2 separate regions of the Mus musculus genome follow, and region 2 is linked to region 1. The links are chromatin contacts, found by Hi-C or POLR2A ChIA-PET in ENCODE. All regions are on one chromosome and are shown on one strand. The core of a region is the stretch at or near the end of the contact, and the rest is flanking DNA. Distances in the headings are between cores, read along the strand shown. Region 1 has its middle 52 kb from the start of Gm52302. Region 2 overlaps Rftn1 (raftlin lipid raft linker 1).

The links. A loop is a pair of places that touch in the nucleus more often than their neighbours do. ChIA-PET counts read pairs that join two places held with the same protein, here RNA polymerase II (POLR2A).
Region 2: a loop to region 1 is called in a map of heart, with 1.9 times the contacts of the local background. The contact joins two enhancer-like sites. A Hi-C loop is called at or near these places in 6 of 37 maps with a recorded cell type or tissue (gastrocnemius and heart). POLR2A ChIA-PET finds 5 or more read pairs at or near these places in 1 of 5 experiments (embryonic stem cell).

The regions. Positions count from the first base shown.
Region 1 is chr17:49,979,555-49,984,588 of GRCm38, reverse strand. No RefSeq gene overlaps it. Among named protein-coding and RNA genes, the nearest start is that of Gm52302, 52 kb to the left of the region's middle. Within about 2 kb of position 1,913, at least 1 of the 3 ENCODE cell types and tissues checked has a DNase peak (open chromatin) inside an H3K27ac peak, as active enhancers do.
Region 2 is chr17:50,016,181-50,021,214 of GRCm38, reverse strand. All of the region lies in intron 7 of Rftn1 (raftlin lipid raft linker 1), which reads left to right. Among named protein-coding and RNA genes, the nearest start is that of Gm52302, 16 kb to the left of the region's middle. Within about 2 kb of position 1,935, at least 1 of the 3 ENCODE cell types and tissues checked has a DNase peak (open chromatin) inside an H3K27ac peak, as active enhancers do.

The DNA.
Region 1 (5,034 bases), core at 664-3,163:
TTGTTAATAGCACCTTGTGGGGACAGTAAATTGGGTGTTAAATGTCAGACCTGTACAAGGAAAGAGACAATCTCTTCAACAAAGGAATTTGGAAGGACATAACTGTGTTAATAGGTGGGGCAGGATACCGCCTATTAAAAGAAACTTAAAAGACGACTACTTCATGTAAGTTGGTGTCTTTAATTGTGCATTGTTCACATCTGTGTGAGGGTTGTGTGCATGTAGAGTCCAGAGGCACTGGCTCTCCCTAGAGCTGGAGTCACAGGCACGTGTGAGCCAACCCAGTGTGAACCAAACGTGGGTCCTCTATAGGAACAGTGTGTGCTCCTAACCACTGAGTTCCCCAGCCAAGCACTAACTTCTTGTTGTGCCAGTGTGAGGATCTGAGTTCAGATCCCCAGTGCCCATGTCAAATCTGGAAAATCTCTATACATTGATAATCTTGGTGCTGAGGGGAACAGAGCAGAGGGACCCCTGGGCCTCACTCACTGAGTTGGTGAGCCCCAGGCATCTGAGAGATCTTGCCTCAAAACAATAAGGTAGAGAACCATTGAGGAAGGCACCTGATGTGGACCTCTCCCTACACACACACACACACACACACACACACACACACACAGGCACACACGATATCAATCCAGTGTGATATGGGCTACAGGAAAACACAGGATGTTCGGGTGTTAGAAGACATTGAGACTCACTGTGACTTACTTGTTTGGTGTGTGACAACACAGCTTGTAGGAAGTAATTCATCTGTTACAGGTATATTCTGTACAACACTGAAGAATTTACAAGCGACATGGCAAAACCAGAAAGAACATGACTGTGACTGGAGCTGTGTGGTGGACATGTGGGCCTTGCTTTGCTACCTCCTGCGGTGACATGCATTTGGAATGTTCCCTGAAATTTCCTTCCTCCACTTCCTCTCCCCCTCCACCCTTCCTTTTTAAGTAAGCTTAATACAGTTTGTTTGATTTTGTGTTATGTTTGAATGTTTTGCCTTCGTGTTTGCCTGTGTCTCATGTGTGTGTTTGCTTGGTGCCCTCGCAGGTCAGCAAAGGGCACTGGAGTCATGGTTGTGAATGAGCGAGCAGATGCTGGGAATGAAACCCCAGTCCTCTGCAAGAGCGGTCAGTGCTCTTAACTGCTGAGCCATCTCTCCAGCCGCCTAAAGGATTTTTACCAAGCCCCTTAACTCTCTCTCTCTCTCTCTCCCCCCAAGTAATAGTGTGTATGAACGTGTGTGTATGAGTGTGTGCACCCACATTGCTAGTTTGTGTGTGCACATTGTGTGTATGTGTGTGTGCATGTGTGTACAAGTATGTGTGAATTTTCATGCTGTAAGGTCCCTGCCCACAGGAAGGAGCAGCGAGCCCCACTCAGCCTCCTGACATTCTTTCTGAGCAGGACAAGGCAAATGAGGAACGACAACTCATTCGGTGTTACTCATTACAAACCCCCAAGAGTGATATCCTCGCCTGCTCATGCTTAGATACAAGTGCAAAATTTATATGAAGCAAAAATCAGCCAAGTGACTTGATCAATGTCAAGGGCCTAGGAGATAATGTATGAGCTCAGCACCAAGTTTCCTCTAGTCTCTGCTTCTGTTGCAATCTAAGTTGCCAGCTACCCTAGCTGAAGTTTCCTCAGTTTGAATACCAGAGAGATATGGCCCAGCCTGGCAGCAAGGGCAAAGGGGCATTCTTACCCCACAGACCACAAAATACCTTTCAGCACCTAGCACTGAAAGGAGATACAGTGCAGACAAACAAAGGGCATGGCCTAGCCCACCTCAGCAGCTCATGTTGGTGACAGCAAGCGAGGGCAGGGTGTCAAGGCTTAGCTGGGATCTCCAGGCAGGTGACTCTGCCAACAGCAGGCACACAGCATGGTGCTGATGGGACAAAGGCAGGGTGGCCAGCCTTTGCTGTGCTCCCATCCCATACTTCTCTGGGAAAGGTCCCCAGACACTGCCAAACTTGTCACACAGAGGTCTGGGCTACCTTTCCGGTTGGCAGAAGAGCCCCATTGCTGACCCCACAGCCTTGCATCTCAATGTGCTGTGCTTCTGGGTCTCTTCTCAACTCTACAGCCCAGCCCTCAGCTAAGGCTCTGTGGGCCAATTGATAAGTCACAGCTCAGCGTCTTCCCGGGATAAACAGTGAACCGCAGCCCCTCAGATCCACGTCCCCCTCCCTCTTACTGAATCCGGGATATAATACAGCCATGCATTGTATAGCATTGCCTTAGTCAATGACAGGCTACACTCAGCGATCTAAGACTGTACCTCTTAGTGACATGAGAGCCACCTCTGTTTGCCATGTATATTTTTTAGTGTCAGCACAGTGCTGGTCACATAGCAGCACAAAGCAGAGAGCTGAATGCTAGCCATTGGTGACTGCTTAAAATCTGACAAAACTCAAAACAAGATGGCGGCTACTTGGTGGCCCCTTAAGTTTTGATGAAGAAGCTTGTGTTTAGGTCCACAAGACCCTGGGACATGTGTAACAGCAGCAAAAAAATGAGCAACCTCCCTTCCTTACCAGCCCAAGGGTAGAATTGTCAACAGAGCCTCCTGGGTCCCAGCTCTGCACTGTCTTTGTGCAGGCTTCGTTCACTTCCTTTGCTTGTTCTCTGATACTGTGGGTCCAAGACTGCTTGGCTCCTCCAGCTAAGCTAAGCTAACTTGGCCCCTGGACTTGTGGATTTTTCCAACTCTAAACACAGAACTTTGACCAGAGCAGCTCTGAGCTGAGCTTGGGTCACTTTCTGTCCACCTGAGGACTGTCTCCCAGCTCCACACTTAGGGAGGGGCAAAAATGCCAGGTGCTCTCTCCCATCATCCAGTGAGCATGCGCCATCTGCCTGCTGGAGTCAGGAACAAGCCTTCAAAAGGAGGTCATACAAAGCAGGCAAGCAGCGCTCTGAAAGGGCTCTCTACCCCGGGCAATCCTAAGCATGCTCCCACAGCCAGCCCCACCACTGCAGGCAGATTCAACATGAAAAAAGTCACCCACACCTTCGCCCCAAACAGAAAACTGCCCTGGTAAGGCACTTTGCAGAAAGGATTTCTTAATGGCTTTTTCTTTTTTTCTCAAGCTTTGGCAGTTAAGCAGCGATTTCACCAACCGGATCTTGTAACTGCTTCTGTTCCTTTGTTCTTCCCTGCTGCTGCAAGGCTCACACCTTCTCTATCCCGAATTCTCACATTCAGAGATGTGACTGATGGGCACTTCCTGTGCCCAGTGGTCCAGACTGCCTAGCTATCGCTGTTCTCTGTGACACCTGTATCCATCTGCAGGTCTCACGACTCTTCTGCAATCTGTGGTGTCCTAGAGATTTGTTTTGATGTTAGCTTGTCTGGACAGGTTCTGGAGTACTTCAAGCTGGCCTTGAATTTGCTGTATAGCTGAGGTTGGCCATGTAACACTGATCCTCCTGACTTAGCATTTCAGCTGCTAGGCTGTGAGATACCAGCACCTCAGCCTGATGACTCCCTCATTCCACTAACCTCCAATCCCACCCCACCAAGGCCCCATCTACCCTGTAACTTAACTGGATGGTTTTAACTGTCCTTGGTAGGTGTGTCTGTTAAATTTTATCTGCATTGATTAAGTCTTGCAAAGCCTTCTCCTCTTCCAGAGAACTTAAAACATACAAAAGAATGTTACCTGCTTATTTACGTATTTATTGGTATATATTCATTGTACATAGAAAAAAGTTTTACAAGAATATTTTCATTCAAGTATAGCATGCATTCTGATGGCATTCACCCCACTTTCCCCTCTCCTACTGATCCTGCTAAATAGTTTTAGTCCCACTTTCAAATCCTATATGGTTCTAAAAAATGTAAACTAGCATGCAAAATCATGGGTTTTATTATGGCATTTTCACACACACACACACCCCTTCTCTATTCTCTTGTCCCCTGAGCTCCAGCTTTTACCCTTTAGCACCATAAGTCCCCCTCCAACCTTTCATGTCATGTCACATGCTGTTTATGAACAATAGCCATTACACAGACTTGCTTAGTTTGTTAACAGACCCCTCCCACCATACCTTAAATAGGAATTCACTGGTGTTCATTGCACTGTATAGCAGGTCTGCTGTTCCTCTTTTATACCCAGCTCTGTTGTCTTCCTGTTCTCAGTAGAGATATGCCGAGTGAGTGGTGGAAGACAGAAAGCAAGGAGTAGGGTAAGTGTTAATTCCAGTCTTTCTAGCAATCAGCATGAGGTTTCAAGAGGCTTCTGTGAACTGAGGATCAGAGAATTCTCCACCCACTGTGAGAGCCTCTTCAGAGTCCAGTGTGCACTGGAGCAAGCAAGAAAAGAGCCTTCAGTACTTTATGGCTTTCTACTTATAAGTGAAGCTGCCGGGCTGACCTTCTGCAGCTTATCACTACTCAGGCAAGGTTGTACGGTGTGCTCTCAGCTTTCCAGGGCCTTGAGACATGTTCCTCCTTGTCCCTCATGCAAGCCTCTTGCTGTTCCACCCTGTGACTCATAAGATACAGCCCTGTGGTACTGCCAAAATGCGCCCAGCTGCAGAGCTGTTTGCCATTTGTTAATCTCTCAGATGAGGAGATGAGCTGACAGAGTGGGCTAGGCCAGCCTCTGGAGTATCCTCAAGGCTGTGAATTGTAAGGCCCTGGGCAGTCCCAGCCAGACTAGCACTGAGGGCTTGCACCAATAGATTCTGTCCACTTCTCGCTGGAGCAGCTGAACAGGCAGCCTGAGGCTATGCATGCAGGTCAAGTGTCACATAGGCCTGTCCAGGTACCAATGTTTGGTGAGGTCACTTAACACCACAGCTGCCACCAGCAGTGAATGCACAAGTTCCTGGAGGGTCAATACTGCCACAAGCAGGGTGTTTTGGAAGCTGGCAGCAGGGGACCTAACTGATATTCAGAGTGTAGGGTTGGAGATGCTGGATACCCTATATAACTAACTGGTGGTGCCTGTCTCTGCCATCCTATGAGCTGATGGCAAAGCCTGCCTGTTTCTTGAACTACTCTCTGCTGGTAGTTTGGAA
Region 2 (5,034 bases), core at 686-3,185, 37 kb before region 1:
GTAGAAAATGAGAAAGGTTTGGTTAGAAATCCTCCAATCAGTTGTCTAAAGAGAAACAAAAAGATACATTTTATTTATTCTCAGAATATGTAGCTTCTTTTCTCACCCATCAAAGCCAGTGGTTTTGGAGTTAGCAAGTCCCTGGATGGAGAAAAATGTTTCTTGTATTGTTATCAAGCAAAACTGCTTCAGGAGAGGAGAGACTTGCCCTCTGCTTTCAGCCCTGTGTAAGATGTCAGCTTCTGAGGCTGATGCTGTGCCAACGCAGCATGGGGTCCCTCTGCGTGGCTGGCTGACAGTGTGTAGCAGCTTTGAGCTGCTTAATGTTTGCACTAAGAAATTCAGCATGGGCCCCTACTAATGGGCAGGATCTGCCCGAGCCATCATGCTCTTGACCTCCGAAGTCCAGCCTCATTAGCTTGCGTATGCTGTGGGAGCCCTGTGTGCTGAACACTCCTTGCCTGGCCGTCCTGCCAGCTCTTCAAAAGCAGGCAGCACTGGTCACAGCTCCAGCAGGCTGCTTCCTGCCCCTTCATCCTATGACCTGTTTCCTTGCCCAACCCCAGAGTATGTGACTTTAGAGACAGCACACGCAACAGCCAGCTAGCCAGGTTCTCGGAATCCAGAGAAGCGTTATCTCCTGCATGCAGGTTTAGTTTTGCTGCCAGCGAGGCATGGTTCTGTTGGAGATGCCAGGCAACAGCTGGAGCTGGGGTGTTCTTCCTCGCTCTGAGTTTTTATCTCTCCCTCCCAGAGTATGCTGGGGATGCTGTTGGTTTCATGGAGGGCACCATAAATTAGACATCAGGGCTTCAGAGGAAATGCAAGGTCACCATGTGCCTGGCATGAAGGATGTGAGGGTTACGTGTGCCCGCCCTCATGGCGAAAATGAGCAGCCCCAGTCCTTCCAGCACTCGTACTAGCTGTTTCAATTCCTTCTGTCCAGTCAAACAAGGTGACTTTCACTACGATTTTTTTTTCCTACCAGGGACTTGCTTAGATGTGTGCGGCTCTTGCTACAATGATTATACACCAGTTAGCAACTGCCACTTGGTAAAGCACCCCAAATCTCAGTGAATTAAAGTGGGGATATTTGACTTTGCTTCCCGGTCCTTGCTAACTCTGCTGAGACAGTCTGCAGGCTCTGAGGCAGGTCCAAGATGGCATCTTGCACCTGCCTGCTGTTTGGCTGACCCGATTGTCTGTCATCATCCTCCAGGCTGGCCTGGGCTTGTCCTCAAAAAACAGGCAAACCTCTGGGAGAGGAGGCAGGTACAGGAAGGCTCTTGGATGCCTAGGTTCAGGCACTTGTGGTCATAGCTGCCAGGTTCTGTTTGTCAGAATTAGTCCTAGGAGCACCCTGGATTCAAGAGGTGGGAAAATGGATGCTCTCTCTGAGTGGGGGAGCCGTAAGGGGTCCTGGACAGGGAGGTGACAGTGGAGACCATTTTATAAACAATGTGCCTCACATAATAATAACATCTATTATCTGCTATTGTACTGAGCTACTGAAAGGCTGCAGTTGGCCTTCATTCTTGTGTGGTGGAAACAATCAGGCAGAAATGTGAATTCACCAACCCTGGCTACCAAGGAGTCTTGGAACTGGAGAAAATGGAATTTTCTACGCATTACATATATTTTCATCTGTTCCCCCTTTCCTACATAAAAATAACAAAAACAGAGACAAAAACAAAAAACAAAAACCCTTATTCCCTTTGAAGGTTTTGAGAGCCAAAGTTGTCTAAAACGAGATGACTAGTCTCTGAGGCTCTATTATGTTAGCCTAATTACACATCAGCAAAATGTTTTTCTGGGGCATTGTGCAAAAAACAAAGAGCAAAACAACATCTCCAGCCGGCCAGCCCGTCTGTCCCTCCCTCTGGTTGGCAGGCTCTCTGTCCTGTGTGATGGGATGCCTGGGGGAGCGTAGATAGCAGGGCAGCTCTGTGTGGGCCTCAGAGAGGTTTACTCTCTCCTCAGAGAGCATGGGGGAGGCCAGCTGTTTTCTGCTCCTTCCTGCTTCCCCCATGGTTCATGGGCTTCCAACCCATGTGCCTGTTCACCATGGTCTGGGATCCACAGCTTTGGCCAGTGTGAGCCAGTTTGAACTGTGGTACTGCCGTAGCCTACCCTCAGAGATACTAAGGGGCAAACTGGGGTTTTCTGACAGACCCACTACTTTCCATTGGATAGTAGAGGTGAAATGTCTCTTTTCACCTTGGCATTCTCCTCCTGCCTTAGATTTTGGGCACCCTTATCTAAGAATATGATCTCCATTTGTCCCGTGTCGTCCTCTGTTTCCCTACCTCACCAGGGAGCCCGGTTCCTAGCTTCATTCCTTCCTGCATTTGCCCCCCCACCCCCCTCCCACCCTCCCTTGGCCATCCATTCCAAACTCTCAGAAGAAGACAGAATTAAGCATTATATTCATTGTCCATTACTGTGACCAAAATATCTGACAGAGATGGCTTAAGGGAGGACAGGCCTGCTTTAACTCATGTTTTCTGAGGGTTTCAATCCATCACAGCAGGTGGTGGGAGCACGTGGCAGAGAGTGTGCACACCCATGGACCAGAACACAAGGGATTAAGATCATGTAGAGACTGTGGGGGGAGACTTATGTAGGAGCAGGGCCGCAGCCTACAATGGTTCTTCACTCCTGGTACTAATTCCTACAGCCAGGCGCCATCTTTGACCAGTTAGGGAATAAGCATCGAAAACAAACGCATGTAGGAGATATTTCAGATTCAAGCCACAGCAGATATCAAGAAACTAAAGCCAGGTGTTAGCCACACAGCAGCTTCCCCCCCCCCAGGATATAGAGATCCCCTCTGTTCTTTGGCCCCTGGACCCTTCCCTATATCACTCTAGTCTCTGCCCTTGCCCCTGCCTCTTTGTGATGAGAGCCTTTGTATTATACTGATCCCACCAAATAATTTAGGTTAAACTATTAACGCTGGGATCCTTGATAATGTCTTCCAAATACTTTCCCTGTATAAGGAGGTTTATTCACAAGTTCTGGGGTTTGGGGCGTAGACATCAGTAGACGGGCATGATGGTACCTTCCTGGGTGTCTCTGCAGGGTCCTTCCATTCAGTATGAGAGTAGATTCCCCCTTTGTGTCCTCATTTCCCTGATGCGGCACCTGGGCCTCTCTTGTTCAGCACTGCAGGGATGAAGCAGTCCATTGCTGGTGATGGCACTTGGAGCCGCCAGGGCCTCGCTCTACAAACAGTTCTCCAGTGAATGGTTTTGCATTTTTCCCCCATTTTGCATTTTTTATACACAGGACGAGTTCCCAGAACTTAGATCATGGGTCAGAGGGTAAATGGTGGATGTATTTGTAACTCTGAGAGATGCTGTCAAGTTGTTCTCTAAGAGGGGTTGACTCAGTCTGCCCTTCCATCAGCAGCACACGAGGACGCTTGTTTCCTGACAGCCTGGTAAGCAAAGCAGGTTGTCACACTTGAAGGCTGGGTATACGAAAGACAGTGCCTCTGAGTAGCATAACTTGCATCTACTTTATTACAAGGCTGGTACTTTTTTGGTCTGTCTAATGGCTATTTGATTTTTAACCCCCTCATTGCCATATCCTTGACCATTTTAAAACTGAGATCATATTTTCTTGTGAGTTTTTAAAATTCTGCCTGTGATATATATGAGAGCTTTTACCCACTGTGTCTTTTGAATTTACATGTGCTATCTTCCGTCATATAGGTGGATTTTTATGTAATCAGATGTATTGTTTTTATCTTTTTACTTCTGAGGTGTGTTCTTCGGAAGAGTATCTAGTGGGCCCTTTAAACATTACAATAATAAAACTGTCCTAAATGAGAGTAGTTAGATGTGGGTGTATCCTTTTTCTGGAAAATCCCAGAGAAGTGACAGGAAAGGGGTGATTTAGATGAGAAATAGACCAAGCTGATGCTTATGGCCACAGATCCTGTATCACCAAATTCACCTGCCCAGAAAAACTTACTTGTAGCTCCAGAGGCAATTCCTGCTATGGTGGACGCATAGTCCTTTGCAAATATATGTCTAATAGCACAGCGTTTGAACCACCCCACTGTTCATTGTTCCAGCTGGGGCTGAACAAAGCCGTGTTCTGCCTCATTGTGTGGTGCTCAGAGCAAACAAATGTCTTTTTCATGGTCTGCTTGGGCCACATTTTCTTCTTTACCCCTGTGATTTATTTCTTTATTTTTAACAGTGTTTCACTGTATGGCAGTGGCCGGTCTGTTCTAGATATATAGACCAGGCTGGCCTCAAAGTCGCAGGACTCTACCTACTTCTGCCTTCTGATACTGGAATTGAAGCCATGTGCCACTGTACCAGGCATCCTTGGTGATTTCATTATTAAAACCAGCCCCTGAGAACGGGGCTGAGGTTCCTAAGCATGGGGTGCTGTGGTGTGCTTTACCTAGCAGACAGAAGTGTTGGATGCGGTTGTTCAGGCTTTACACACGTGCTACTGCCTGAGAGTTCACAAACCAGCAAGACACAGCAAAAAAAGTGTCTTTAGACAAACACAAACATGTTGGCCAGGTAACAAAATTACAGAAACTACTAAGAACAACCTCACCCTTTCCCTTAGGAAGAAAAATGGCTCAACATTCAATAACTTAGTGCTCTTAATAGCACATAGTTGCCTAGAGACAATGTAGATAGATAGATACTTGCAAGACGGAATGGGGAGGGCCTCCAAGGATGGTGCTGTAAAAAGAGACCACTTTACAGAACAGAAGGGCAAGAACCCACAGAGTGTGTGCCTGCTGGGTGTGCAGTCTTGAGTAAAAAGGTTCACACTCAAGCAAAAGGTTGTGATTTAAACAACCTAAAGTTTTCCAACACAGTACAACAGGCTACACTCCGGAGAAAATAATTTCTAATAGAACGCACTTAGTGGTAAGAAATCAAGTACTCTGGTTCATTTCTGGCACAGGGTGTGCTGAGAGTTCATCTAACAGTTACAGATGAGCGGGAGACACGGGACCCCTCTCCACCCCCCTCGTGGCTGGTGCCTGCTTCTGTCCGA